Regions from separate parts of the Mus musculus genome. Here all the other regions are linked to region 3. The links are chromatin loops, found by intact Hi-C in ENCODE. Cell type or tissue: left cerebral cortex. All regions are shown on one strand. Region 1 overlaps Adamts18 (a disintegrin-like and metallopeptidase (reprolysin type) with thrombospondin type 1 motif, 18). Region 2 has its middle 71 kb from the start of Adamts18. Region 3 has its middle 24 kb from the start of Adamts18.

Region 1 (8,000 bases), 62 kb before region 3:
TAGACACAGAGGTCAGGAAGTACTGCTTTAAGTCTTAGTCACCATGGTGTTCTGCCCTTGTTTTCCTAGTGGAAATTACACCTCTGGGATAGTGAGATTTGTGCATGCATTTGGCTGGGTAGGGCTGTCCACAGGGCTGGCAAAGCATTGCTGCTGGGTGATTGACAGAGTGTTTCTGGAGGGATTAGCATGTGGGGCAGTAGACAGAGTAAAGAAGACCCATCCTGAGCTCTGTGAGTAGGTACCATGTGATCCACAGTGGGCCTAGGCAGAAGAAAGAGGTAGAGGAGGGAGGTGATTTCTTCTTCCTGGAGCTGGGACAGCCATCTTCCATCCTTAGACTTCAGGGTTCCAGATGCTCAGACCTCTCGTGTCTGGGGCTGACATCAGCAGCAGCCCAGTTTCTTAGGCCTTCAGGCTTGATCTAGAGGACACCACCTGATTCCTTGTGGATAGATCTTCAAGGTCAGAGTGAATTGGGTCAGCTTTCTTGGTTCTCCAAGTTTGCTGTGTAACACTGGAGGAATACTCAGCTTCCATAATTATACAACCCAGCCCCCATCATAAGCTATCACCTATCTACTTCTCTATCTATCCATCTATCTATCTATCTCTTATCTCTGTATATCACCTACCATCTATCTATCTCTTTTTTTTCCATTTTTTATTAGGTATTTAGCTCATTTACATTTCCAATGCTATACCAAAAGTCCCCCATATCCACCCACCCCCACTCCCCTGCCCACCCACTCCCCCTTTTTGGCCCTGGTGTTCCCCTGTACTGGGGCATATAAAGTTTGCAAGTCCAATGGGCCTCTCTTTCCAGTGATGGCCGACTAGGCCATCTTTTGATATATATGCAGCTAGAGTCAAGAGCTCCGGGGTACTGGTTAGTTCATAATGTTGTTCCACCTATAGGGTTGCAGATCCCTTTAGCTCCTTGGCTACTTTCTCTAGCTCCTCCATCTATCTATCTCTTATCTCTGTATATCACCTACCATCTATCTACTTATCCATCCATTAACTTATCTATTATCTTCCTTTTTTCCATTGTTTATTTACTAACACATATTATCTATCTATCTACCTATCTACCCATCTTTCTATCATCTTTTATTATCTATTTACTATCTATCACCTCTCTGTAATCTATCACCTATCATCTACTACTTATCTACCCATCTTTCATCTATCTTTTTATTATTTATTTACTGTCCATCACTTACCTCTCATCTATCTATCTATCTACCTACCTATCTATCAATCTATCAATCAATCAATCAATCAATCAATCGTCTATCTACCTACCTACCTATTATGATAAACGTTGACATTCTACTTGATTAGATTGATATGTACCTAGAAGACCAGTAAATCTTTCTCCTGAGCGTGTCTATAAGAGAGAATGACCTCCCCTGAGTGTAACACCATTTATGTCCAATTAAATGAGATAGAAAAAAAGGGAAGAACCTACAGTGATGACATTATCTGTCTCCTTGTCTCTTTCCTTTTGTTTTCGTGTGTGTGTGTGTGTGTGTGACTACCTACCACCCCACCTTCACCTTCTGGCATAACCCCTTTCATGACATGTTTCACTACTGTGGTGTTTTGCTGAAACACACAAAAAAACCAAGCGGCCACCAACTTAAACCTCTGAAATTTGAGCCAAGATAAATATGTCATCCTTTAAGACGTTTACACCATGTATTTGGTCACAGCAACATTCTATCCATCTCTCTCTACTTATCTGCCTGATATGTTGCTCCTGTTTGTCTGGAGATTCCTGACAGACATACTCTGTCTCCCTCTGCAACCCTTGTGAAGACACAGGACTAGAAAGACTTTAGCTATGTGTATTGGCTAGTTTTGTGTCAACTTGACACAGCTGGAGTTACCACAGAGAAAGGAGCTTCAGTTGAGGAAATGCCTCCATGAGATCCAACTGTAAGGCATTTTCTCAATTACTGATCAAGGGGGAAAGGCCCCTTGTGGGTGGGACCATCTCTGGGCTGGTAGTCTTGGGTTTTATAAGAGAGCAGGCTGAGTAAGCCAGTAGAGGCAAGCCAGTAAAGAACGTCCCTCCATGGCCTCTGCATCAGCTCCTGCTCCCTGACCTGTTTGAGTTCCAGTCCTGACTTCCTTTGGTGATGAACAGCAGCATGGAAGTGTAAGCCAAATAAACCTTTCCTTCCCCAACTTGCTTCTTGGTCATGATGTTTGTGCAGGAATAGAAACCTTAACTAAGACACTATGTAATGAGGTTTTCAGGGTGTTTAGTGTCAAAATCTCACCACCTGCTCCCTACCCTGCCCCCATTTTGTACTCAACCCCTCTTCCTCTGATCCATCTGGTCCTCCCTATACCAATATCCCGGCAGTCCTGTGCACTCTGCACAGATAGTCTAACCCAAATCTGAATGTGACCTGGGCCACTAGAGATTGGGCGGATGGGAGGCAGAGACCTGAGCCCACTTTCCAGTGAGGGCTGAAGCCTGGTGGGATTAAAACTCTAAGAGCAAACTTCAAGGTCTAGATCACAGCATGACACAGATAACTTTAAAAATCAACTTTCTATGGGAGACTGTTTATATAGGTTCCCTTCTCACTGAATAGAATATTTGATCAACATGGATAATCAATCTAAAGGCTAATAATAAATAATCCTTTTGGAAAACAAACGAGGGTATGGTTAGCTCCCCCAACCCCAGCTCGATTTTAGCTTTCTAGTCTTTTTTTTTTTTTTTTTTTTTTTTTAGTTCTCTGTAGTTTTATGAGATGCCTTGAGACCACAAACTCTAGCTGTAATGATGTCCTGTCTGTTGGTTTTTCTGTCAACTCACCACAAGCTAGAGTCATCTCAGAAGAAGATTAATTAAGGAAACTCCCGCTCTTGGATTGGCCTGAATGCAAGTGTTGGGGGCATTTTCTTGATTAATGACTACTGTGGGAGGGTCCAGCTCATTGTGGATGTGAGACTCCCAGACAGGTGGGTTCTGAGCTGCATGAGAAAAGGCCAAGCAAGCAGTGGGAAACAAGCCAGTAAGCATCACTCATCCGTGCTCTCTGCTTCAGTTCCCACCTCCAGATGCCTGAGCCGTCTTCCTTTCATGATAGACTGTGATCTGGACATGTAAGCTGAAATATTCCCTTGGCGCCCCAAGTTGCTAATGTCACGGTGGGTTTGATTGAAGTGACAGAGCACTAACTAAGACAAGTGGGATGCCATGACATCGTTACGTCGGCAGCCTGGTTCCTCGTGAGAAATACCCCACAACATAGATGCCAAGCAAACACACATGAAGTGAATCCTGGGGCAACAATCACGTGGTATGTTATAATAATGATCACCATCACAATGATCCCAAGTTATTACGAAAAGCAACTTTTATATGAGCGGCTTATTATGTGCCAGATATGGTTTAAATTTTCAATACACCACGATTCAGTTCCATAGTCACTGTAACTGTGAAACAGACCATAATACTGCTAGCCTCATCGTTAAGTCAAGTAATACCTGAAGAAATCAGCCTAGGGGCATAAAGATCATCGTGGGAAGAATACAGTCTTATAATTAAGAGGGTCTTAACAGGACTGGAGGGGTGGCTCTGCAGTTAAGAACAACTACGCTCTTGCAAAGGTTGAGTTTTATCTTCCAGCACCTAATATGGATCTCACACCTGCTTAAAACTCCAGTTCCCGGAGAACCGCTCTCCTCTTCTGACCTCTGTGGGATCTGTACACATACAATGCACATATATCTCTGCTAGCAAACACACACATAAAACAAAATACAAACACACATATAATTTTTTTAAAAAATCTAAAAAAAAAAAAAAAAGGGTATTGGCACCGTTAGGAGGTAGATTGATAAATCTAAGTAAAAAGATACTTTGTAAACCCCCAAGGTAGTTACTGTTATTAATAACAACCAGCATTTAAGCAGCCATGATTTGAGCGACCTCATTGAACATGTATGTTTAGTTATGATTTGTATTGAGGGTTAAACGAATTTTCTTGGGGTTGGGTAGTGGCTCAATGGTTAAAGTATTTGGCCCTTAAGCCCTGAAGCAGAAGGCTGAGGATCTTCAGAGAAATATTGGTTAGTACTGGATGTCAGTGAGAGACCTTGCCTCCGTGAATAAGGTAGAAGAGTGTTGAAGAACGATTCCTAACATCAATCTTGGGTTGCCAGATGGATGTGGGCGTAAATGTGTGTGCATGTGCTCACACACACACATGGTCACCTACATAAATGTGCCCCCTCCAAATGTTTATACACATGTCTCCTCCAAACATATATACACAGAGATAAACACACACCTGTAACAGCCACAAAAATGGGGAAATGCCAATATTAAAATTCTATAAAGTAGCAGAGCCAGGGCTTAAATAAGGCTGCCAGTCTGCTTCCAAGCCATGTGGTGACACTGATGCAGGGTGATGAGGCTGGGAAAGGGAGATATAAGGCTTAGGGGATATCTGGGTCCTTTTTTTTTGGACCACAGCCCACTAGCATGTGAGTCAGAGCCTCTGAAACACATCCAGCTAGCCTGCATGTCTCAGCCAGTGCCTTTTCTATTAATGGGACCCGAGTCATCCCTTCCTTTATTTAACATACGTGGGCCCTTGCATAAATCAGAGCTACTGAGAAAAATCAGGTGCTGTACATACCGTCTAGGGGAGAGGCTGAGAATAGCCAGAGGATTCCATAACCAAGTGCGAGATAAGTCCTTTAGGAGGAAGTATGCTGTGAAAGGACATACAGAGGGACTGGAAGGGCTGGAGGGATGGCTCATCAGTGAAGAGCACCTGCTATATCCTTTAGAGGACCCGAGTTTGGTTCCCAGAACTCGTATCCAGCTGTTCACAAACGACCTGTGACTCTAGAGCATCTGGTGGCCTCTTCAGACATGCATGTCCTAGGTTCTCCCCTCCCCTCTCCCTCCCCTACCACACCGTGTGTGTGTGTGTGTGTGTGTGTGTGTGTGTGTGTCTGTGTGTCTGTGTGTCTGTGTGTCTGTGTGTGTCTGTGTGTGCGCGCTCGTGCGCCTTATGCACACACCTGCACATAAATGATTTTTTTTTAAAAAAGTAAAACAAAGGTACTTGAATGGATTTAAGTTTAAGGACCAGGATCTATGGAAAAAGAAAATTTCTTAAATGAGTAAGTAGCCTTACAACCAAGGTCTGAGGGATAACTGGCATTGTATTTGGATTGTACTTTCTTTAGGGTATTGTGTGGCTTCTGAAAATTCTCTAGACACTGGGTCTTGCTTTTTTTTTCTGATATAAAGTCCTACCTAGTTCATTTGGCATCAGACTCATTAGGCAGCTGAGGCTGAGACCTGCCTCTACCTTCCGAGTGCTGGGATCACAAGAGTTCTTCAGAGGCCTGGTTTTCTGTGGTGCTGGGAAGGAGCCCAAGGCTACATGCAAACCAGCAATCACTTGGCCAACCAGATCACATTCATAAACCCAGATACTGGTGACTTATAATCCAAAGCTTTAGCTTTTAAAGATGAATTTGTCTCCCAAGAAGAAGAAAGGGAAGAGAAAATGGGAGTGAATGAATCGAGAGTTTGAATTGACTTCTGCATTCCTAATAAAGCAATTCTTTTTAAAAAATTATTTATTTAATGTGAGTACACTGTTGCTGTCTTCAGACACACCAGAAGAGGGCACCTGATCCCATTACAGATGGTTGTGAGCCACCATGTGGATGCTGGGAATCGAACTCAGAACCTCTGGAAGAGCAGTAGTGCTCTTAACTGCTGAGCCATCTCTCCAGCCCAGGCGATAAAGCAATTGTTAAACTCCGAGTGACAACAAATGCCTGTGACTGAGGAAAAAAAAAAAAGTTATCCTGGGGGGTAACTTCTTGGGGCCAGGAAAAAAAATGGGTTTAGGGAGAAGTGTATTTTGAGTGTGATTCTCAATTATATAACATTCTCTTATCACATGAGCCCAGGGCTCTTTTGCTACAAGTTAATAAGTAACTAATGACAGGCATATAATTCTAAAGAAAGATGAAATAAAATAGAAAACTCACTGTTGTAAATTGTGTGGCTCAATACTGTTTCAAACACAGCACGGAGGAGCTGGAGGGAAGCTCATCAGGGTAAGAGCACTTGCTGCTGTCTCAGAGGACCCACGTTCTGTTCCCAGCATTCATGGTGAATGGTTACAACTGTATTTAGGTCTAGCTCCCTCTTCTGACTTCACCAGGCATCTGCATTCACATGGTACACACACAGACACACTCTCATGCATGCATACACACATATACACACACACACACTCATGCATGCATGCACACACACATACACACAGACATACACAGACACACTCATACATATACACACTCATACACACACACAAACACACTCATACACACACACACAGAGACACACTCATGCATATACCCACACTCATACACACACACACACACACACACACTCATGCATGCACACACACAGACACACACACACACACTAATAAAACCTTTAAAAAATATATCAAGTCTATGGTGATTATGGAGTTAGTAAAGTAAGGTTGAAGTCTTTGATTTGTTTTCCTATTTATGTCATAATAGAACTTCATATTCTCCAAAGACCAACTGAAGCCATCCTATCTACCTGCCTGGAAGCATTTCCCCCACAACATTTCACATCAGTGCGAAGGATCTGTGTCAGCCTCTCCTGTAGGAGTTACCTGTCCGGTGTGGGAGACAGCCACAGGAGGCCTTACCTCACTTCTGAAGTGGCAGGGAAGACATTAGCTTGGATAAGAAAAAGGTGTTTGAATGGTGTCTTCATGGGAGTAGACCAGAGGCTGGGGGTTGCTGGGGAGGGGGGGGGCTCACTGGGGGTTGCTGCTTTAGCACTGCTGTTAATTGTATTAGCCGCTGGTAAGGAAAAAAAATCAAAGTGATTTTGGGCAGATTAGGCTCTAAGAGTGACACTCAAATGCAGACAAAGAGCAGGTTTGTCTAGCAGCAGCGCTTGCTTGGCCACCCCCCATGTGAGACTCCGAGAGCAAATCCGGACTTCTCAGAGGCATGTTGACAGCTAAGGGGATTCAAATTCATGTCCAGACAAGAAGCTCGTGGTCAAATGCATCCAAAAACTCTGCAGCCCCGAATGAAGACAGAAAAGAAAAAGTAAAAAAAGAAAATCAAACAGAAACAATGGGATTCCTGTCAATGTCTCCAGTACCTCCCCCAGTACTCTTGGCAGCATGGCTCACACTAAGCCAGGGGCCAATATTGCACTGACTTTCAGAGTACGGCAGACCTGCTCCAGGGCTCTAAGTGCACATTTAGAGTTCAGGCAGGCTTCAGTTCCATTTAGTGCTGAATAAAGGCAGCATAGGAAATGACTCTTCCAGCTGTGTTCCCAGGCACACCATTTTCATAAATAAGAGAAGTGTGCCGATCAAAGTCACACCTCTGCTTCACTCCATGAGAGAGGGTGAACGCTTTACCTCGTGGGGTAGTTTGCCAGGACTTCTGGGCCACAAAACCACAGACTTGGGTGGCACAAGAGACAGAAGTGTTTTCTTTCAGTTTCAGGGCCCACATAGTCAAACTCAAGGTAACTGGCCATCCAGTTGGTTCTTTTCTTGCTAGGCTGGCCACCTTCTCACTGTGTCCACACATGATGGAGGAAGGTGTCCCCATATCTCTCTTAAAGGGCACCAGTTCCCTCAGATTAGGGACCCTTCTTACACCCTAATTTAACCTCTGTTGCCTCTTTCTCTATTGTCCCTTCCTCCTAGAAGAGCCCATTTGAGGATGCAGAGAACATGGGCGTTTGGGCTGCTATATGTCCTTGCTTCTTTCTTACTTCAATAAAAGCAGTAGTGATAAGAGAATAGCCATACAGGTGCTATAAGAGTTAAATAAGTAACAAAGGAACTAGTATTTAAAAAAAATACTAAAACAGGGGCTAGAGAGATGCCCCAGCAACTAAGAATACTTACTGACTTTGCAGCGGACCCAGG
Region 2 (8,000 bases), 47 kb after region 3:
ATAGACATGATTGACAGGCATAAGTAATGATGTCCACATTTAGGTATTGAAATGCCTTCTTTTGTAATAGAAAACAAGTGGCTACCCAAAACAGCCCTGTCTCCCAAAGTTTTCCCTTGTCCTAGGAAGCCTCTAGCTGGTCCAGCTATACCCAACCATACTTCCACATGTCTTAACTATCCTAAATATCACTACTTTCTATAGAAACATTTTAGAGTTATTTCCCTTCATGACAGCCACCTCTGAGAATTTCCAGCTCACCTCCTCTTTCCTTGCCTCACATCTGTGTGCTTCCTCCAGTTGTAAAATAACTTCACAGCCTCCAGTACCTGCCGTAGTCTGACTCTTTATGAGAACGATTTCATATAATCCCTAAATAAACCTGCAGGGCAGGCTTTGGGGTCCATAAATGGTGTTTTACAAAGGAAGAAAGAGCCAGGGGCTCAGAGTGATTGAATAGCTTACCCCAGTTCTGTATTTGAACCCCTCTCAGCTCTTGTCTCGCCGCGATCCTCGTCAGCTTTCCTGTTTCGTGTAACACAAGGTATTTAAAAACAAATTCCCTATTACAAATATGAGATTTATTCTTACCTGTTTCCAACCATTTTAGCATGCCAGCCACTTTTCAATTTTAAGATGCTGCTTTTAATGCACTTACCCATTCCTGACAAAATTATGAAAGTACCCAGACTCTTCTACCAATAAGACCCTGATGGACTCCCGCTACAATGGGGGGTTTTGTCTCACACGAGGGTACTATGAGATCACATCCTCCATGATGCTTTCATAAAATTGTTCACCCTTACAGTTCAGCTCTCAGGCTCACACTTTCAACTTATATCCATGTTTTTATATTCCCTTGTTATAAAATAATACATAGATTTAATGGAGACAGTCTCTGCCACCGTGGGATGGCCAGACTCTGTGGTTTCTAGGAGTGGAATGATTCAGGACAGCTAACAGAAACCCAAGCACATTACTATTTCTGGCTTGTGACAATAAGCATTGGGCCTTCAAAGGCTGAGCAAGTTTCCAGTGATTTCCAACAATCGCAGTTGTCATTTTCAAATGACGGTCCTTTTCAAACGCCAAGTGGAGTGAAGAAAACGTGTATGCTATTGCTGAGTCCACAGAAATATGACTTGCAACAGCCTATGTTACTCTCTTGTCTGCGAATTTTCTGCCCTGATTAATTACAAAGACTGCCAGAGCGTGTTGATGTTAGTTAAAAGCATTTGTTCTTTCCAGCCTGTCGTTATACCCGAATTAAGGATCTCTGTGTTGAGGGGAGGTCAGGAGAGTTCAGATCTGTTTTCCACTGATAAATCTTGCTGTCCAGTAAGGATTAAAGGAACTCAAGACTTTCATATGTAAAACTAATACCCAATCGCCTATGTGTGTCTGTTCCCATGATCAAAGGGCCCTTGGCCAAGTGAGAATGGCTCAAAGAGATAATAAGTAATTTGTTCTCTACAACATTATAATTATCTAAACCTTTACAAAGTCCTGGAAGTAAATTCTCTAATCAGAGTTAATTAGCATCCTTGATGCTTTGAGTTTGCCTGACTAGGTCTCTTAAAGGCACATGAGCATGAAAATGACAGGGGTTCTTTGGAGCCAACTTCCTACGCTCCTTCCAAGTTAGGTGGCAAATCTTTACACAGTGAGCTTTGACCCATTTACTTCAATCTGCTAAAAATTATTTGGAAAAAAAATGTATATTCAGTAACTTTTTCATGGTTTTATCTGTAGGTGTCCCAGCTCTCTACCAACTGAGTTTTGAGGGTTTGCTACCCTCAAATTCAAAATAGGAAGAATTAAATGAATTGGTAAATGGAAAAACTGAGCTAATTTACCTTCAATTATTTTAAGAGGACACAACAGATGACACCTGGGGTGAGAGTCTCGGTGCTAAGTCGCAATTGCTTATCATCCCAAGTTTGATTCCTTTTGCCTTTCTGCAACCTGAAGAGTAATGCCAATCGCTTTCATATAGTCTTGTCTTGTCTTGTTTGGTTTTTGATTTTTGTTTTTTTAATGCTGGCCATTGAACTGAGGCAAGAGCTACACAGGTAAGAGCCCTTGCTTTGCAAACATGAGGACCTGAGTTCAAATCCTCAATCTATAATCTCAGCATTAGGAGGTAAAGACAGAATAGCCTAGTTGAAGTGATGCAGTGAGATACCCAGTTTCAAGAGAAGGTAGACAGAACTATAGGGGAGACCCCTGAATGTCTCTGTCATGCTCAAGTGCATACACTACACATATACCCAAGCTGGTTGTTATGAGGGAAATTAACCAAATGGATTGGCAATGACTTTACCTACCAAGGACATACTAGAAGCCCATAGAGGGCTTCCTGGGGGCTCTCAAGTGACATGCCAGACTCATTTTTCTAATACTGAGGCCTCGCATAGATTCTCCTAGCCTAATTTACTCACTCCAGATTCAGGTTTTTACTCCTTCTTTCATTCAGAGGAAGGGTCCTACTGTATAGCTCATCTGGCTTGAAATGTCCTAAAGCATCCAGGCTAACTTCAAAATCACAATCCTCCTGCGTCATCCTCTGAACAGTGGGATTATAGGAGTGCCTGGCCAAGCCTGGTTTTACCAGTTTTCTCATAAGTTTCAACATTGCCCTATGAACTCTATCTTTATCAAGTTTTAGACGTGCACGTTATCATGTTTATTTCTGAGCCACAGCAGGATAAGCATAAGATTCATTTAGGCACGTAAAGTTTCTCTGTGGCCTCACAAGAAGTGCGGACAACTCTTGAGGAGTGCTTTGTCATTATGCCTTGGACTTTGACGACCTAACTTTTATTTCTAGACAAGAGAACACCAGGGAAATGCCTTAGAGTTTGTGTAGCTTTCAGGTGCAGTCTATTAGCCACCCGTGCAACAGACTATGAGCCAGGCATATCAGAGATATGCCCATTATCCATGGGCTATCGGAAAGGAAATATCATCCCTGAAAAGTCAGGAGAACAATTATGATTTTTACAATCAAAATTTGTAAAGGCACGGGGCATTACTTCCCACTTGCACCACACATGTATCCAAGTCGGTCACTGTGATGAAAAACCACGATGAATTAGCCACAGCTTAGCCCACCGAGGATGGACAGTCCACAAGATGTTTACTTGGAGCTCTCAGGAGATAGCACAGATGCACTTTCTAATGCTGAGCTGCATCGCCTTCTCACATTGGCAAATGCCAGAGAACAAGAATTCATTCATGGACTCTAAATCTATAAAAGCTCAGCTTGCCTGTAATTCTGACAAATGGGGTTCTTAATGACATCTCGGCTAAACTAAAACAGCAAGGAAACAAGAGGCTAATGTAGTGGGCCTCAGTCAAGGGTGATTCGGGAATTATGGGCACATGTGAGACTGTCTAAGGACATCTTGGTTATTATACTTTAGAGATGGATGTCATCTAGTCAGTAGAGGTTAGAGATGCTGATAAGCATATTATAGGGTCCAGAACAGTTCTTAACAACAAAAACTATCTCTTCCATAATGTTGATTGTAGGAAGTTCAGAAAAATCCAATCTAAAAAAGTTATTCCTAGGATAGAGAGGGAGAGGGAGAGGGAGAGGGAGAGGGAGAGGGGAGAGGGAGAGGGAGAGGGAGAGGGAGAGGGGAGAGGGAGAGGGAGAGGGAGAGGGAGAGGGAGAGGGAGAGGGAGAGGGAGAGGGAGAGGGAGAGGGGGAGGGGGAGGGGGAGGGGGAGGGGGAGGGAGAGGGAGAGGGAGAGGGAGAGGGAGAGGGAGAGGGAGAGGGAGAGGGAGAGGAGGAATATAAGTTGTTATTCTCAGACCTATAAGATGCCTGCTGCAAAATGGTAGAAAAATGTCTTCTGATAGATTGTTAAGATATTTACTGTTTTTGAGTACACTATATTCTCAGACTCTGGACACATAGGAAACCCAAGTATGAATGATTTGTCTCATGATGTCATGAAGAATATGGGGAAATAAACATAGCTTAATAGATGACAAGAAACACCAATGGAAACTGTCCTCTAAACTGCTACATACACTAGAGTTTCCAGCTATCAGATCAAAGTGCACTTTGGTGACTTTTTCTTATTATTGTCTTAAGAAAAGAAAATGCCCCAGAAAGGACTCTTTATGTTTGGACACTCTCCATAAAACAGTTAAAGAGTTACCAAAATATTTAAGCTATTATTATGTTTGTAAACTAATTTATAATATAATTAGTTGTATGATTGTATAATATAAACTAATGGCAATATAATTGTAATACACATAAAGTGTATGCCTTGAAACTCGGAGCTAGATTAACTCTAAGCTGATGAACACTGTAGATTTGTGCCTGCTTCTTTCCCCAGCACGCCCTTTTCTCCAGCATGCAACATTGAGACACATGGTAGGTAGGATGAGCAATCTGTTTTCACCACCAAACAGTAAATCCATCATCTAAGAGAAGACTGTAAATTTTTCATTCAGAAGAAATTCCTCTAGCTTGTCTTGCTGGGAGAATCCAAGCAGTAGGAAAAAAAATGACTTATAACTTCTGAAGGCTGAGCTGAGCTCACACAGACACTGTTCCACAAGAGAGGAAAACTAGCTGAATGCAAACAACCTAACAGCAATGCTCTAAATGAGCTCTAAATGAGGAGTGATGAAGAGGAGACAGGGCTGGCAAACAGATTCCAGCATTTTCTTTTTGCTTTCCTAACCAAAGACACATATAGACAATTTGCACGTATCAAAAATAAAAAACCAGTTTGACACATGGAGATAGTATCAGTCACCATGTTGAAGGTATCAGGTGTTGCTTCTGCCTGTCTTTCACACATGGTTCTTGGAAATAATTTATCTTTACATATGAAGGATCAAAGGAATCATATACAAATCATTTGAGAGGTGATAACCACAGGTTGTCTAGACAATAAACAAAACACCCAACACAAAAGGATATGGGAATAGAGGTGAACCAACTTGTAGAGGCACTTGACTGTCACCTTAGTACTCTGGAGGCTGATGCAGGAGGATCACAAGTACAAGTTCAGCTTGGATGAGAACTGGATGGGAGAAGGAGTGGAAGAGAGGCAGAAACACAGAAAATGGGAAAGGGGATGGAGAGAGAGAGAGAGAGAGAGAGAGAGAGAGTGAGTAAAGGAGCAGAGGAAGTGGGGAAGTGGTTTGAATGAGACTATTTGAATGTTTGGTTTCCTGCTTAGGAAGGATTAGAAGGTGTGGCCTTGCTGCTAGTCCCAGGCTTGCTTTCCTCCATGAGCTTGTGGATCAGATGAAAGCTCTGTTCATCTGAGCTATGTTCCAGCACCCGCTGTCTGGCTTTCCCCTAAGAGGGCAATGATCTAACCCTTTGAAATGCCAAGAAGCCCCAGTTAAATGTTTTCTTTTATAATCTGTTTTGGTCATGGTGTTTTTTTCAGGGCAATAGAAAAGTAAGGAGCGGCCGGAGAGAGATGTCTCCGTGGTTTAAAGCACTGGCTGCTCTACCAGAGGTTCTGAGTTCAATTCCTAGCAATCACATTGTGGCTCGTGGTCATCTAGACTGGATCTGATGCCTCTTCTGTTGTGCATGCATACATGCAAACAGAGCACTCATATGCATGAATCAATGAATCTAAAAGAAAAGAAAAGAACACAAAGCAGTAGGGAGAGAGGAAGGAGGGACACAGGGTAGCCCTTTTAGATTATGAGTCATTAGTCACCACTGATAAGATCAGGAGTTACAGAATTTCTGCAACATGAAGGTGTTAATACTTGTCTCATGGAAGAGCTATACAAGTTAAGCAAGATGCTCTATCGAGATGTCCATATCCCACGAAAGCCTCATCTCTTAATATCATACTGATAACTAGGACTTTAATATGTGGATTTTGAGGGAACATGAACATACAGACCAGAGTCAGGTTAGATCCAAGAGAGGTAAGTTTTGCCTGTCATCCCAGAGCAGAGATTCAGGATCCACAGAGGTGAAAAATAGGACTAGTTTGATGTGCACTGGAGGATGTAAGCTATAATTGAGAAACTAGATTTAGAAATCCAATCTTGTGTGGCCTTGGGTAAGCATGTTGATCTCTTCAGTTTCCTTCTAGAGTCAGAATAGAAATAAAGAGGCATCTGCCCCTTTCCTCAGTTAGTGAGTAATTTATACAAAGTAATATGTTTAGGCAATGTCTATAGATGAGGAAGGACTCAGGGCAGGAGAGCTGGCTCAGTGGTTAGGAGCACCGGCTGCTCTTGCAGCCAACCTGGGTTCAGTTCCCAGCACCCACATAGTGTGTCTCTGAAACACCTGTAAATCCAGTTCCAGGAGAACCAACATCCTCTTCCTGCCTCTGCAGGCGCCAGCACATGCCACCACACCATGGTGCACGTAAACTCACACAAGCACATACACATTCATGTAAATAAAATAAATGATTTTTCAAAGGGATTCAGATGTCATTTGTTTGAGGCTGTTTGTTTGTTTGTTTGTTTGTTTGTTTTGATGTTTGTTTGTTAGCATTGTAAGTATTATTACCCATGACTAGCTAACACGTCTTTCACTTAAGATGTTTGGGAGAAACCAAGTTTTCATGATTGGTCATTTTTAACTGCAACTTGGAAAGTTGCTATTTAAGACCATGCTTTGGTGAGAAGTCTGCTGAGACCCAAAGCCACTCTTCACACTCAGTGTCAGTGACAGCCACCTCCTTAACTGCTGAAATAGGAAGGACCCTTGGAACAGTCCCCTCTTGGAACTACCAGCACTGCTAAGTCATATAATAGCACTTATATCTTCGGTCTATTTCCTGGCAGGTGGGCCTTTCAGCATCCTACCCTCAGCATTCCACCCTCAGCATCTCTCCCTTAGCATTCTCACCTTCAGCATCCCACCCTCAGCATCTCACCCTCAGCATTCTCACCCTCAGCATCTAACCTTTAGCATCCCACCTTCAGCATTCTCACCCTCATCATCCCACCTTCAGCATACCATCCTCAGCATCCCACCCTCAGCATACCATCCTCAGCATCCCACCCTCAGTATCCCATCCTCAACATTTCACCTTCCCCATCCCACCCTCAGCATCCCACCTTCAGCATTCTCACCCTCAGCATCCCACCCTCAGTATCCCACCTTCAGCACCCCTATTTTCAGCATCCCACCCTCAGTATCCCACCTTCAGCACCTCTATTTTCAGCATCCCACCCTCAGTATCCCACCTTCAGCACCCCTATTTTCAGCATCCCACCCTCAGCATCCCACCTTCAACATCCCACCCTCAGCATTCCACCTTCAGAATCCAGCAACTCCTGGAGGTCTCAGCAACATCTTCCCAGAGTTTCTGAGATGGTGCCTCCCAATAAAATACAAGACAAATTGGAATCTGGGGGTGGGAGGTGTCTTGTGTTCTGCTTGCATTCTTTTAACTGTTCCACCTGTGATTTATGGCTCCATGGAGGGGCAGGGCTATAACTCAGAAGTGAGGGGGCTGTGTGAGCATGACACAGAGAAGGAAATGAAAAGCAAGCCCATCCCAGCTGCCCACACAGGAGACACGGAGCTGTTTGATTTTTGAGAAGCAGAAGCTAAGAAAAATCACGAGAATGGAACAGAAGAGCAAAATGCTTAGCAGGTGCCTGAGCTTACACATCAACAGATGTGGGAAAACAATCACAAAAGCGCACAGCCAGTTTTCCCTATCAGCTCTAAAAGTATTTGGAAGATCATGTCAGGACTCCACACAAAATTCAGATTGCTCATCTGTGAAACTAATTCAGATGAATGAAAAGAAAATCCAGAAAATATTTTTTTTTGTGACTCTCTGCTATACCCATACCCTCAGCTTTCAAAGTCCATGTTTATTTTTGAAGCTTGAATCTCCCACATGGAAACATTTGGGGATAAGGCTGAGGTTTTGATTCATATAAAGAACATTGTTGTTGAGTGGCTTTTTCATTAAGTATTATTCTAAATGTTGTTGTGTATCCTTTAGCATTCTCTATAAAAATGTAAT
Region 3 (8,000 bases):
ATTGGCTCATATGCAAAAGGAAAAAAAAAAAAAAGAAAGGTCATCTGGTAATCTGGGATTCCCTTTTGTGCTCTTAATGTCATCAATAAAAGAATTTCAAGATAGATTCAGAAGAAAAAGAGGAAAAAAATAAGGCAGGCAAGGTGTAAATCCAAGCATGAAGACAAGAGCAAGCCATGCCTTTTAGAGTCAAGGCCTGAGAAAGCTGGCTCCTTCAAAGTGAGGAGGTCTGCAAGCAGCTGTGTTGTGGAAGGGGGGGGGGTGCTTCAGAGAAAGGGAGAAAGATCCTAGCTTCAGAGCATGTTTGGACTTCTGGCTAGTATCTGAAAGAGAGGAAAGGAGAAGGGAAAACATGCTTAATGCTGGGCTGCAGACCTGAGCTCAGCACCCATTCCAGACTCTCGTATTCCAGGGCAAAATACAGCATAGAATTAGAGAAAGCTTACTGAGAAATGAAAAGCACTCTCCAAATTTCAGGAGTGGGCTAGTGAGGGAAAAACCTAAAAAGCTCCCATAAGGAGGCTCAATACCCTTGACAAGATGGTTATACAGCAATGGGGCATACTCTTTGTCCAGGTGAGGGAGGGCTTCCAGGCCTTTTCTGCCAACTGGCTTCTTTCTTTGTTAACCTCCATACAGGCCTTCAGCTCCTGCTATGGAAGAGAGAGCCTGCTATGGAAGCACAAGCAGCCTTGTCTGCATTAACACTGATTAAATTACTATGAAGAGCTGGATGGATTAAAACAGAACCAGTCATGGAAGTGACTTGAGAGCAGTTGCCATTGTATCTTACTGGGTAGTCTGTCTATTTAATGGCCAAAAGTTCAATTATGATGAAGAAGCTGTGGTTGGCAAACAAGACCAGCACAAGGTCAGGTGAGCCAACACTCCAGTATAAGAAGGAATTTAGGGATTCCGTCCCCCAGTGGAGGAGCTATTGGCATTGGATGGCTACTGAGAAAAGGAGAGTCTCTTTCTTCAAAGGTTGGTGCATGGTAGGTGACCCATGCTCCAATGACTGGTGCCCTGTACCCATGGACACACAGGAATCATTAATTAGACTCAGTGGGTTATTTTTTAAAAGATATAGAAGACATTAAGGCAGGCAAGGAGTGGGAGGGATGGTCCTGGAGGAGCTGGAGAAGACAAGCAGGGGGTGAGGTGGGAGTGATTATGACCTAATGTATTGTATTCACGTATGAAATTACCAAAGAATAAAAAAGAAGTTAAAGGAAAGACAAAGAGCCAGGGTTACTATAAGAAAACAAACTTAAAAATAATTAATGTACCTATTGAATCTTTGGATAGAAATATGTAAATTCTTAAGATTAATTCAAAGAATTCTGCTCTCCTTAGCCATCCAAGAGCAGGGGCAAAGCTTGCCATAAAATTCATATCCTAAGGAATGACACCAAAGTTGTCCCCACCCAACAACCAGGTTGGGGTTGGCTTTGCTACTTTGTGCGTTCTTCCTTTATTTCACCCTTCTCTCCTTTGTTTTTTCCACCACCCTTTCAACACCCTAACACTAGACAAGAGAGAAAAATGGTAGAGAGAAAAGGAAAGAGATCTTTGATTAAAGTCAGGAATCAGAAAGGGAGTGATATTACCGTTAGACTACTTCCTGCTGATTAGGAGCTTTGAGTTCCTTGGGGGCAAGTTTGATCTTCACCATCAGGATGTCCAACTTCTTCTTGCTGTTGTTTCTTCTTTGCACACAACTACTTAACAAACTGAAACCAACAACAACCAACAAACCTCCAATCAGGGCTCTAGCATTTACAGAGCCCCTGAAAAGTTCCCAGAATTCCAAACGTCACATAATCTCAAAACTAGCTGCAGCTGGCAAAATCACACCCTTGCTAGAGCACGAGGAAGATCATAGTCAGCTGCTTCAAACAATCCGAAGCAACCCCAGACCCCACACCTGGGATTATAACAAAAACATATTCTTGTAATATTTCTGTGTTTTTTAAAGCTACCAAAACTCCAAAATTGTCACTACACCAGAGTTGGGCTTGGGAAAAGTCACAGAAACCATAGGTACTGTTGTCTGTACTCTTAAATAACAAAGAATAGCCCAGAAGTCTTGCTGTTTAGAGATCAAACACCATTGGTTTGAAACATCCCTCTCTTGATATTTTATCCCCGTGGAATAGGAGGGAACTGTGCAATTATTAACAACACCTTAGAAACAGGAGCAGAATTTAAGTAAAAACCCAAAGTAAATGGGTGCTGGGAACTGTGTTTACATTTTGTGTTCTAGCCATTCAATCTCACTGTGTTGTTCTATTTTGCAGAGAAATAAACCGAGGTATAGGGAGAAATCAATTAACCCAAGACCACTTAAGCCAAGTCCATAAACTAGTGAAGGGTGAAGCTAAGATTAATAGAAAGGCCTGTCTGGGGCTAGTGTAATTTAGTGGTAGAATGTTTGCCTAACGTTTACAAAGCTCTAGGTCCAACCTCTTGTGCACACACATGCATACACGCACACATATAATGTGTGTGTATCTGATTCTAGTGTGTTCTCTCAACATAAATAAAAAGCAGTTTTATAAATCTCCCTCTAGCTAACAACTCCTCTTCTTTGTTTAAAAAAAAAGTTAAAAAATAGATACATAGATCCAAATTCTAAAGGAAACAAAGTGTTGGATATCATTATCCTTACTGTGGTTAAGGAATAAGAGAAACAATGTAAACAGAAAAACCAGGATTAGAGAACTCGTGGATGGTCCAATGTGAGCATGCCAAGTTGAGCATGTTTGTGTTTTTTAACAAATCTGGGTGCCCTTGAACTCTTTACTTATGAAACTCGATTCACTCCCTGACCTGAAATGTTGTTATTGTAAGAGACTGCCTTAATAGCTAAAACATGAAGCTGTTGGAGCCTTAAAAAGTTCTCCATGCCCCCAAGAACCTTCTGGAACACTGACATAGAATCCATTTTCAGCAGCCTTGGGCTAGAATCGTGGGGAACGCAGAGAGGAAGACAATAGAAAGAGAAGTGGCTGAGAGACAGGGTGCTCTAAGACGCTCACTTCAGTGTCTTCTTTCACCTTCCTAAGGAAGCCCCACGAGGCAGGACTTAGTTGCCTGGGAAACTCTGGTCTGTATGGTCTGACCACATGTTACCCTGTGTTATATGGGAAGGCTGCTGAGCCACGCCAAGGACTTACTCATTGTGTCCTCCCAGCCCTGCACATGGACTATAAAATTTTTAAAAACCCAAGCACTTACTTATCAGGAAGGGAAGGATACAGAAAATAATTGTGAATGCTACAATGGATTCAAGAGCATGTAATACATTGTTCTTCTGTACCCAAGGGGGTTGAACATAGATTACAGCACAGGCCAAGTGCTTAGCTTCTCCCAGATGGAAATATATCGTCAAGCCTATCCCTGTGGTGGTGTCCTTTGCCATTTAATTGATCAAATCAGAAAAGATTTCCAACTGGTAGCTACTTGTTGAGCCTTGGGGGTGGGGGCTGGGGGGGGAACGCTGATTCTCATTAAATAGATAATCCCTAAAGGAGAAGCATTATGGGAAAAGATTTCTTCCCCTACATTGCAATAGTTTGAACTCTTCCTATAATCTGATACTAAGAAAAGATGAAACTCACCAGAAATTGAAGATTTATCAAATCAGTCGATTCTAGACACAAAGTATCAAAATGTGTAAACTGTCGCTTCAAAGATCTAGGAGTGTTACTTGCTTTGCCTCCCACGTTAGAGCAAATGGTGTGACTCATTCCTGAGTGGTGTGGGCACAGGTTCTATGTGGTGTGGGCACGGGTTCTATGCTTCCTGGTAGAGCTTAATGACATGTGCTCTCTACGATGTAAGAGTTTGGATAATTAAATGCACTCAATTTTGATCTCTTCGTCCTTTGCCCAATTCTTCATATCCTAGTTCAGACTAGCCTAAGTAGACTCAAGGATGAGAATCAACTGAGTGAATAGCTAGAGAGACGGGCTCACTTAAGGGCTTTTGTGGTTCCTGCAGGGGACCTGAATTCTGTCCCCAGAATCTGCATTAGATGGTTCACAATGCCCTATCACTCCAGTTCTAGGGGAACCCAACTCTCTCTTTTGGCACCACCTGAATGAAGTCATGCACAGAAAATAAAAATGAATTAAATAACTAAGAAAGATTTAAAAGAACAAACCTACTTAGACAGCAAGGTCCAAGCGCCACAACTGTTTCTCACCATCTACCGTTTACCCATCTGATCTCAGTATCTAGTCATATAAAGTAACAGCTCCTGACACAAGTGGTCAATATAGGAAAGAGTTAAATGAATGCTTTCTGTGGTTTGGTAAATAAAAACATCATGAAGCCTTACATACAACTTTTCAGCCAAGCTCCTTTATCTAAGAGGAGGAAAGGCATGTTGGGTTTATTTATTTATTTATTTATTTTTAGGGGGAGTCAGTACAGGATGGGGAAGGAGATCTCTCAGTTTTCATATTACATACTTCCAAACATGTTAGACATGATATTTCAGACATGATGGGCTAAACGATCATACCTCATGTTTCAGGGTCCATGAGTGAAATGACGTTGAAGAATAAGGTCAATCAGGAGACTAAATAAATAAATAATAAAAAGTGGGAAACTGGAATCGTTGCTCCTTGATTTATATCCTGATCCAAGTGACATTAAGTAGAACCCAAATCTGTGTCCTTTTGCCCTAAAAGCTGCTGGACATTCTGTTAGAGGATTCCTGTATTCTAGAGTAATTCGTGATTGGCAACAGCTCAAATCTTGGCCTGTCTGAGGCTCGGATTTCCTCAGTGAGCACAGCCTTATTTCCTGTTCAACACACTGAAGAATGGAAGAAAAGGGTGTTTCAGTTTATCATAAGTATCACCGTGATAGGATTTCTAATAGCCGTTCACATTTATTAGAATTTTGCTGTGGGCTTGGAAGTGAGCTTAGTGTAGTCTCTCTGAGTGCTCCATTTAATGCTTACGCAGCCAGTCCATAAGGCACTCTTCCCATCCTCCCCTTTGCACACGGGACAGATGGTGCTGTCGAGCTTGGGTGTCTGATCCAGGGAATCACAGAGTTAGCAAGTAGCGAAGCCAGAAATGGGATCCAGCAATCTGGAATGTGACACGGAGTGAAGCAGCAGGACTCAACAATGAGTAAGCTGCGAAGCTGGCAGCTTAGCACTTGCTGAACGCACTTGAATTTCTTGTTGGCTTGATTTGTAGACTTGGAGTTTTCACTGTGTCAGGGATGGCACAGGTTTTTAAGCTGAATCTTTTCCATGTACATGTGATGGACGGCCTTCTGGGCTGTTTCAGCTGCTCCAGAGGAAGGGAACCAACCCATAATGTATATAAGCAGACCTCTGTACTATGATCCATTACATACTTCTCCTTATAGCAGACAAAATAGGTAGCCCTATAACGGTGTGCCAAAGCCAAAGACCTTAGTTCTTATTTCTCAAGATACACATAGTTAAATATTCCATAGGATAGATACATAGTGCTGGAAATACATGATGAATATATATATATATATATATCTTACATTTAGATAGCTTTCTATAAAAGAAGGGTAGGCTTTCAATTTAAGAACTTATATTCCTATAGTCATTTGAACCTTGTCTCGCCATTCAATTTGGGACAAATTCTTTAAATGTTGAACCTTACTTAGTCTTGTGATTTACAAATGGATGCATACAGTAGCCATGCCTTTGGGTTTATGACAATAAATACCACCTTCCTAGTATGGCTCAGTGCTGGGGAATACATAGAGGTTTTTAAGTCTGTTCTTTTCTTTTATAACTTTTCTTTTTTCCCCCTTCTTAAAAAAATCCATGTCTATATAAGATCATCTTCATGTGCATATAAATATCTGCTAAGCATTGATGCCCACAGACGCCATAGCTCTCACCCTTCCCAACTCCTGCCAGTCTCCTGTGCTCCCCAGAGAGCCTTGCTTCTGATTCTATGGGATCAAGTACATATCTGACATATATCTATAGTATATATGACCCTTAAAGGAGAGGGCATGTCTTATTTGTCTTTTCTCACGTTGATTCAATTAGTTTAATATTGGTTTTCTTCTCTTCCAGGTTTTGTCAATCTTCCTTTGATTGCTCTCTGTTGTTTTGGTGAATCCCATGAGATAAGAAGCTTGCATCTAGACATAACACTTAGATGTCTTTGTAGGCCAAGGGACACAGGGCTATCAGACCCTACAATACGCACTCTCTGATTTTTAATTTAGTGTCTTCCTTCACCACTCTAAAGTGTGCATATTTATTCTGGAAATAGTATTTTTAAAAATTCAGATTTTTTTTGTTCTTGTTTTTTTTGTTTTTTTTTTGGGGGGGGGGGTTATGCTAGTTTTATTTGGTTTGGTTAGTGCAGAAGCTGAAACCCTCAAGGATAACTTAATATGTAGTCTGTTACTTCATGTCTATCCCAGCCAGTACCCTTTGGCTTGTATGTAAAAAATTCTCCATATGATTTCTGTTCTTGATCATATTTTTTAAATATTTTTTATTACGTATTTTTCTCAATTACATTTCCAATGCTATCCCAAAAGTCCCCCATACCCTCCCCCCCCCCCACTTCTCTACCCACCCATTCCCACTTTTTGGCCCTGGCGTTCCCCTGTACTGGGGCATATAAAGTTTGCATGTCCAATGGGCCTCTCTTTCCAGTGATGGCCGACTAGGCCATCTTTTGATACATATGCAGCTAGAGACAAGAGCTTCGGGGTACTGGTTAGTTCATATTGTTGTTGTTCTTGTTTTTTTAACGAGTCTCATATCTCCCATGTTACAATAATTGGAAGGAATTATTAGCAGCATCACTCTCACCAATACACACACACACACACACACACACACACACACACAGAGAGAGAGAGAGAGAGAGAAAGAGAGAGAGAGAGAGAGAGAGAGAGAGAGAGAGAAATCTACCTCTGTCTCTATGAAAGACAGGTCTCTAGTTTTCAGTCCATTGTTCATTCCTGCCTGTTTGTCTCACTCTGTCTTAGCTCTGTCAGCTTTGCATCAACAATACCCCTCTACTTTTTAGCCGCTAAAGACGTGATACACAGACTTTCAACCTAAGAGATTGATAAAAAATGACAAACAGACGGGGCCCAGGGACAGATCCCCATGTCAATGGCTAGCGACCTCCCACTGAGTTGACAAGGCATCATTAATCAAGCATGGCTGTGAGGAGGTCCTCAGACACTTATGATTGTATCCAGTCTTCCCACCATCTAGTTCCCATGTCATAATCCTGCTCACGTGGCCATCAGAGAAACATTATCAAATGTTTCTCAGAAACCAAGAGGCATTTGGCCTCTGTTCTACCAGCCTCGTGGTGACACCATCAATACAGGATGTGAAGTTATTTTGACACAAACCTCGTTAATATCAGCTCCCTTTCAGACATAGTCCCGGATGTAATAAACACCCAGCTCTTCCGTGATAAGTTTCCAAAGAAAGAAACCACTTGGGCGGCCCAAGGGACTTAACACAACACACTTTGTTTAGGATGTGCGAGTATGGCTGAGCTAACAACATCTATTCTCTTTCCTAATAAGATCCAAAAGCTCTAGAAACTTCTCTAATGACTCGTCAGACCTCAAGTGTTGTTTTCACAAGGCCCCAAGGACTAGCTTTGCTTTGATGGGCTTGGTTGCCCTCTCCTTCCCCTTCTAGAGTAGTGGTATCTGCTCTTCACAAACCCGTTTGATCTTCTCCCTGCGGCTTCAGTCAGAGAGGGCTTTTCTCCGGAATAGACAAGGAAATGGTGGACAGCACTTGGGGAAAGGCTGCTTTCTATCCTCCATTCCCTTCCTTAGCTCAGGCCTAACTTATTCGTGATATTTTAGATGGAAACTTACCTTCCCATAGTTGGATTTATATACACAAGCTTCATAAATCTCAGGGCTAAAGCCAACTAAATGCCGCTCCAAGACACTCACCGTGTACCTACTTGAAACTATGCATATTTTTGGATTTT

Evidence for each region. Hi-C counts contacts between places; a loop is a spot of excess contacts. Peaks named below come from ENCODE experiments on the same cell type or tissue, not always from the same donor. Only the 100,000 strongest peaks of a DNase experiment are listed, where the experiment ranks them.
Region 1: it touches region 3 in a loop (10-fold over the local background); 2 of 42 quality-filtered maps call a loop at or near these places.
Region 2: a loop joins it to region 3, with 2.7 times the contacts of the local background. A loop is called at or near these places in 2 of 42 quality-filtered maps.

The regions. Positions count from the first base shown.
Region 1 is chr8:113,807,154-113,815,153 of GRCm38, forward strand. All of the region lies in intron 3 of Adamts18 (a disintegrin-like and metallopeptidase (reprolysin type) with thrombospondin type 1 motif, 18), which reads right to left. Among named protein-coding and RNA genes, the nearest start is that of Adamts18, 38 kb to the right of the region's middle. In left cerebral cortex, no CTCF peak of the experiment used is centred here; DNase peaks (open chromatin) are centred at 4,233 and 4,562.
Region 2 is chr8:113,916,104-113,924,103 of GRCm38, forward strand. No RefSeq gene overlaps it. Among named protein-coding and RNA genes, the nearest start is that of Adamts18, 71 kb to the left of the region's middle. In left cerebral cortex, no CTCF peak of the experiment used is centred here; DNase peaks (open chromatin) are centred at 4,445 and 7,510.
Region 3 is chr8:113,868,879-113,876,878 of GRCm38, forward strand. No RefSeq gene overlaps it. Among named protein-coding and RNA genes, the nearest start is that of Adamts18, 24 kb to the left of the region's middle. In left cerebral cortex, no CTCF peak of the experiment used is centred here; DNase peaks (open chromatin) are centred at 3,769 and 5,093.